Regions from separate parts of the Homo sapiens genome. Here region 1 is linked to region 2. Evidence: chromatin contacts called from ENCODE Hi-C or POLR2A ChIA-PET data. All regions are on one chromosome and are shown on one strand. The core of a region is the stretch at or near the end of the contact, and the rest is flanking DNA. Distances in the headings are between cores, read along the strand shown. Region 1 holds the start of RABIF (RAB interacting factor). Region 2 holds the start of TIMM17A (translocase of inner mitochondrial membrane 17A).

What was found. A loop is a pair of places that touch in the nucleus more often than their neighbours do. ChIA-PET counts read pairs that join two places held with the same protein, here RNA polymerase II (POLR2A). Pooled maps may share reads with other maps.
Region 1: a pooled map shows a loop between it and region 2 (17-fold over the local background). The contact joins the promoter of RABIF here to the promoter of TIMM17A in region 2. A Hi-C loop is called at or near these places in 1 of 37 single-sample maps with no recorded cell type and 9 of 50 pooled maps. POLR2A ChIA-PET finds 5 or more read pairs at or near these places in 1 of 52 experiments (BJ).

Annotation. Positions count from the first base shown.
Region 1 is chr1:202,887,180-202,890,985 of GRCh38, reverse strand. It overlaps RABIF (RAB interacting factor), which reads left to right and starts at 1,837. Exons shown (of 2, transcript NM_002871.5): 1 at 1,837-2,013. The coding sequence starts at 1,888. RefSeq lists an enhancer at 1,802-2,071 and a silencer at 2,142-2,431.
Region 2 is chr1:201,954,179-201,957,497 of GRCh38, reverse strand. TIMM17A (translocase of inner mitochondrial membrane 17A) reads right to left here and starts at 1,995. Exons shown (of 6, transcript NM_006335.3): 1 at 1,946-1,995; 2 at 118-217. The coding sequence starts at 1,971. RefSeq lists an enhancer at 1,717-2,006.

The DNA of each region.
Region 1 (3,806 bases), core at 588-3,087, 930 kb before region 2:
GTTAGACACAGGTAAGAGGTAGCCACTTTACACTTTGGAGATTCTCATCAGTAAAATATTTACCTGATTTGCCATATTCATTAGCCCCTCTGACGCTTGGAGTTACTTGAAAAAGGAATACAGAAAAGATCTTGAATTCACTTAGCACGCGCTTGAATTTCAGGGTTTCAGTCACACCAGTCCTTTTTTCCATTTGCTTTGAATTGTGGCATGTGATATAAACAGCTATGCGGAAGGCCTGCAAAACTGAAACAGTCCTGATGCTTCCAGAGCAAAAGGAAGGAGGAGCCACATGAGGAAGTTATTTTCCTTAAAAGATGCCTACCAACTTTGGCAGATGGATTGTGCATGCTAATTAAACCAAAGCCTATAAAACGTGACTTTTCCTATCTCAGGAAGAGATCCAGGGGAGGGTGAAGGACTGATGGCTCCTATGCTGTCTTCAGTGCTGACTAATGAGTTTCAGACCAACTTCACAAATAGTTCATACACTGAAGCCACAATGGTATGTTCTACAGAAAAATCAACACGTAAAACAGCTCCTTTTTCACTCTTCACAATCGTACACACTTTCATGTGCTCACATACATACACAGAGATACCCCTAATTTGGTGGTTCATCTTATTTTTTTAAGCTCCCATAACTGGCAACCAGCTACTTAGTTATCTAACCTGGGAAAACCAGCAGTTGCTTTGTGTCACCCCCATCACAATACAGACATCCAGCTAGTTTCTAAGTTCTGTACAATTTTAATTGTTTCAAGTCCATTCCCATATCTTTGTTCCCTCTGCTAGCTTCAGGGCCTTTCTGAGCTAGACTGATGAGGTAATAGCTACCTGATACCTTACCTCTACTCTTTTTCCTCTCTTCAATCTAGCCCCTCTATTTATTCATAGGTTATCTTTCTGAAGCACAGATAGGATCATTACAGTGCTTAACATACAGCAGACAGTAAATATCGAACAGTTATTTCTGGCCTAAAATTCCACAGATTCCCATTGTTCATGTTATTAATGTTAAATTCCTTAGCATGACATTAAAGCCATGGAGCTCTGGGCCCACTCTGCCTTACCTACCTCTACTACCACTTCTCCCCACGTGTAATGTGGGTCAGCCACAGTGGTCTACTAACCATTCCTAAATTTGTTCTCACCCTTGTTCATATATAATACTGTTCTGTCTGAAATAATCTTGCTTTCCTGACAATCCTAGTTAATTAAGAGCAGTGGCTTTAGAGTTGTGCTGCAACCTTTCTGATCTTTACCTTTCTCATTTTGTGCACAAGCGTGCCGACCCCGTAAGGAAACTGATGATTTAGTAAGTTTCTAAAGGCGCTTTGACACATTTTGCCGCATAGTAAATGGTCACAATGAGTAGAAGAGACCAGCAATTAAAGTTTCCACGCATCTTTTTCCAATACCGAAAAGATACATGCCCCTCTAAGTAGTTTCCTATAGAAGAAGCTAATGTGGCTAAAACTTGATGGGAAGTCCGACCCAGATTCCCTTCATATTGCCCCCAATAATGTCCCCATTTATTCAGGAGACTAAATTCAGATCCCAGAAAACTAAACAGTAAGGTCAACCTAATGATTTGTCTAGGTTTTAAGTGAAGCCCAGTGGCCAGGTGGGTATGGAGATGTGTCACTGGTGCCAAGAAGTGTCCCTGTCACAAAGCCTGCCGACACCTAGCCACTTAGGTTAGGCAATGAATGAAGGCGCTTGCGCAGTAGAGTCCAGAGCGGGGAAGCGGGCGCCTGCGCAGAGACATAGTGACCGTCCGCTCGCCGCCCCGCCTCTGCCAAGCCGCGCCAGCGCAGTGAATAACGAGCCAGCAGAGACAGCGTCTGCGCAGCCGTGGCTGAGGAGCCTGTGGCGGCAGCGGCGATGGAACCAGCGGAGCAGCCGAGCGAGTTAGTGTCAGCCGAGGGCCGAAACCGGAAGGCGGTGCTGTGCCAGCGTTGCGGCTCCCGGGTGCTGCAGCCAGGGACCGCTCTCTTCTCTCGCCGACAGGTAGGGAGGCAGGTTGGAGGCCGTTTACACCCACAGTCTCCCCCGACGAGCCGCCGCAGTCAGAATCTGAACCCCGGCTCTTCAATTTCCGGCAACCGCGCCCTCCTCGCGCGGCCTTAAGCCCCGCCCCTCGGGCCTCAGCTCGGCGAGGCTCCGCCCCTGGGGCCGCTGAAGGCTAGGGAGGGAACCGGGTCCCGCCCCGGCATCTTTTGCCGCGGGAACCCTTCCCTGGGCCACCCGGCCCAGCCAGCCCGGCCCTCTGCCCCCGGGGGGGCTTCGAGCGCGGGCCGTGCGCCCCGCCGCCGTCCAAGGCCGGTGCTCCGCGGGCGCGTGGAAGGGAGGCGCCCCATTCCGGCTCTCGGAGCTCCCGCCAGCTTGCAGGACCCGGCAGGTGCCTCTCGGCCGCCGCTCACCGCGGGTGTTGCTGGGTTCCTTTCCCACTTTAGACCTCACCCGCCAGTCCTGAATTCACCGTCTCATTTATGACGGGCACCTATCTGCTCCACAGAGGATCCCCAGGAACAACTGGTGTTGGGGACGCGGCAAAATAACCCTGGTAACCTACCCACTTTACCGAGGCACTGGAAGCCTGTGGTTTTCCAGATGAATCATATTTCAAGTGCAGTAGATCCCTGACGTCCTGGAAGTAAATTTCGAAGAAAAACTTTTTTTTTCCCTTCAGTTTAGGGATTTTAATACCCTTCCTACCACCATCATCGCAAGTGAGAAAGTTGAAAAAAAAATTTATTTCGGTAAACTGTGTTGAAGTGCAAATATAATGTCATTTCAACCATAGACACATCCTATCATTCAAAATTATTTCTAAAAATATGCAGATCATTTTATTATTTCACGTGCTTGAACAGATGGTGAAGTGTAATGTCTAGTAGAAGAGCAAGAGGTACCCATTCGTCCAAAACAGCCTTTCATCAAAGGAGGAAAAAAGGGAATCTGTGTCTGTTGTTTTGTAGGTATTTTGATGACTTTTGATCTAGAGATTGGTGGAGGTCCCGGGGTTCTTTTAAGACTTCAAGGTTTAGGAGTAGAGTTCTCAATTAATTTTACGAAGTTAGTGGCATTATGGAGTCAGTGGAAAGAACATGGATCTTGGAATTGAAACATACATGGAATTGAGTCCTGACTATCATTCATTAACATTAAAACAGTTAGGCTGGGCGCGGTGGCTCATGCCTGTAATCCCAGCACTTTGGGAGGCCGAGGCGGGCGGAACACCTGAGGTCAGGAGTGTGAGACCAGCCTGGCCAACATGGCAAAACCCCATCTCTACTAAAAAAAAAAATACAAAAATTAGTTGGGGGTGGTGGCACAAGCCTGTAATCCCAGCTACTCGGGAGGCTGAGGCAGGAGAATCGCTTGAACCTGGGAAGCCGAGGTTGTAGTGAGCGGAGATTGAGTCACTGCACTCCAGTGTGGGCAACAGAACGAGACACCATCTCAAAAAAAAAAAAAAAAAGTTATTTAACCTCCATGAGATGCAGGTTGCTATTGTGTAAAACAGGGGTGTCCAGTCTTTTGGCTTCCCTGGGCCATATTGGAAGACTTGTCTTGGGCCACACAAAATACACTAATGATAGCTGATGAGCTTAAAAAAAAATTGCAAAAAAAAAAATTTTTCATAATGTTTTAAGAAAGTTTCCGAATTTGTGTTGGGCCGCATTCAAAGCCGTTCTGAGCCATATGCCGGCCGCGGGTTGGACAAGCTTGTAAAATGAAGATGATGATAGAGGGAAGAATTTGTATAAAAGCACTTAGCACTGTGCCGAGTATATAGC
Region 2 (3,319 bases), core at 746-3,245:
AAGGAAGCAACAAAAAATATATTAGAAGTACATTTCTAAGCCACTGATGGGACCACCAGTAATATCATCAAACCCAAGTTGCAAGTGATGATAAAATAAGACCATTCACCCACTTACCACTGGAGAATTGCGAAAACCTTTGATTGCTTGAAAGATACCACCACCAATGGTACCCATCGTAAAGGCCCCACCACAGTCATCCACAATTCGCCATGGGCTAAGAACAGGGGGAAAAAAAAGACCATATTTCTCATTCACAAACCATAAAATCTTCTTTGCCAATACAGTAAGGATTATAATGGAACAGATTATACTGCAGGGCCCACTGCAACCAATAAATATTTGGCCTATAAAATGACTTGAGGAAATGCTGTAATCAAACAGGGCAGTCAAAAAATCAAAGCAGTTTTGACTACAAAGATAACCAGGTAACTGATTATATTGTTTCAGGGCATACGTACTAAGAGAAAGCAAAGGGGCTACCTAATGATTTAGTAAATGAAAACCCATTATTTTTCTAAGTTGTTTTTTTTTTTTTTTTTGAGATGGAGTCTCACTCTGTCACCCAGGCTGGAGTGCAATGGCGCAATCTTGGCTCACTGCAACCTCCGTCTCCTGGGTTCAAGTGATTCTCCTGCCTCAGCCTCCCAAGTAGCTGGGACTACAGGCGCGTGCCACCACGCCCGGCTAATATTTGTATTTTTAGTAGAGACGGGGTTTCACCATACTGGCCAGGCTGGTCTTGAACTCCTGACCTCGTGATCCGCCTCGGCCTTCCAAAGTGCTGGGATTACAGGCGTGAGCCACCACACCCGGCCTTATTTTTCTAAGATCTTTAACTCAACATAGTTAAATATTTTAACTCTCTGCTAACCTGTGTCATTATAGTACATCAAACAGCTATTTACAGTGTGCTGAGTCCTACATATCTGAGCACAATCCAGAATGGAGGATAACTGCTTTGAAGAAGATAAGTTTGAAGAGCCAGGAGACCCTAAAACTTATATTTTGTATGCCATTTATGGGAGAGGGGAACATAAAACATGCAACAAGGCTAGGATACCAGAGTAGTAATTTAAGGTCCTGGGCACTTTCACAAATTGAGGACATCTTGGTTGTTGCTCTTACACAATAAAACAAATGATTAACCGAAATATCAAGATTTGATTTTTTACCTATGACCCTAGAAACTTTAAACTCTGGCAACCTGAGACTTCTGACAGCAATTACATCGTTTTATAATTATCTATGTGTCTGGTTTATTCATACTCAATAAACGCTGGATGTAACAATGAATTTCTGTCCATGGCTTTTCAGAGAACACATGCTATTACCTCTTCCTATTTCCCAGGTAATTTTTGTCCCCCTCTACCCTCAAGAAAGAATTCCAAGAAGGAAAACAAGGCCCCACGCAATAAAGAAGCTTATCCAGACCCCTTGGCTAAAATCTATGTTCCATTCATTTAAAATGCTTCACTCTGTGGACACATATCATGATACAAGTAAAACCTCAAGAATGACACTCCCTCAAATGCCTATTCTTCAGTTCCTCAACGCAGGAACTGAGCAAGGCGAGACGGAGGGACGCGCCCAAGGTCACCTCGACGAACAGGGGGGATTATAACTGGCCCCGCATAAAGTCGATTACGCCCTGCGTTGGGAGGAGGTTCCGAGGTTCTATCAAACTCAAGTCTGGACCTCCTTACCATCCATCACAAGGTCACACGGGTGCTGGGTTGGGAGAGGGAGGCTCACGCGGCCGGGGAGGTACTAAGTACAGGGCTAAGAAGCCGACTGGCCGCGAAAGACCGCATTGCCCAGTTACCAGGCCCAAGTCGACGAGGCTGCGGTTGAGTCTGGCTTGCACCTTGGGAGCCTGGACAAGGGAGAAGGAGGGCAGTGGGCAGGGGGGCAAGAGAAATGCAAAGACAGCGGTGAAGCTCACCAAGGCTCTCGCGCGTACTCCTCCATCTTGACTCCAATGCCGCGAGTGATGCCGGGCAAGCTGGGCGGAGCCTGACCCCAGAGGCGGAAGTGATCCCGAGAGGAGGGCGTTAAGGTCTATGAGCATTGGTTCACCATTTCCCGCTGCAGCCAATGGGAGCCAGGACTCCTGTGGCCAGCGTGTGGTCGGGGCATTGGCCGCGGCGTGGCGAGACTGGCCCTGCCCACGTCCTCAAAGGCCGCGAGTCCCGGCTGTGTGGGCGGGGGGCTACCAATGACGGAGTCACACTACCCGGTCACCAGAGGTTCCGTGGACTGAAATCAACGCGATACTGCCTAAATACGCTTCTTTCTTTCCCTTCCCTTCCGCCTTCCCTTCCCCCTTCCCTTCCCCCTTTCCTTTTCTTCTCTCCTTCCATCCTTTTTCTTTCTTTCTTTTTCTTTTCTTCTTCTTTTTTTTTTTGAGACAGAGTCTGGCTCTGTCGCCCAGGCTGGAGTGCAGCGGCGAGATCTCGGCTCACTGCAACCTCCGCCTCCCGAGTTCAAGCGATTCTCCTGCCTTAGCCTCCTGAGTAGCTGGGACTACAGGCGGGCGCCACCAGGTCCGGCTAATTTTTATGTTTTTTTAGTAGAGACGGGGTTTCGCCATGTTGATCAGGCTGGACTCGAACTCCTGACCTCGTGATCCGCCCACCTCGGCCTCCCAGAGTGCTAGAATTACAGGCGTGAGCCGCCGCACCCGGCCTCTTTCTTTCTCTTCTTTTCTTTTCTTTCCTTTCTCTCTCTTCTTTTTCTTTCTTTCTTTTTTGGTACTTTTGCTGTCAAATGTGGATTAATGCTATCTTATTCGTCACTTACTGTGAAGCTGTTACCAAATACACGTAGCTCCTTTAGGGCAAACAGTGTCTCAGTGATTTATAATAACCACAGTGCCTGGAATGTAGTAGATGCTCAATAAATGTTTGTGAACTGGAACTGTTTGGGCCATCTGGAGAGCCATGACCAATTTGGAGCCCTCGATTTCAGGGACATTGACACCAGAGCCTCTCACAGGCCTCTCCACTAATGATCACCAGAAGGTGTGAAGATGTTTGGCTCGGAGAAGAGGGGACTTATGGGGACCAGGCCGGGCGTGGTGACACGTGCCTGTAGCCCTGACTGTTCGGGAGACTGAGGCGGGAAGATAGCTTGAGCCCAGGAGATCTACCCCGCAGGGAGCTGTGATCATGCCACTGCACTCTAGTGACAGAGTGAGACACTGTCAAAAAAAAAAAAAAAAAAAGGTTGGGACCCATGGAGCTTTTAGTTTACTGTCAACAAAATCCCAATCATGTGATGGCTGTTAAAGTGCTCCTCTCCATTCTGTACGTTTGTA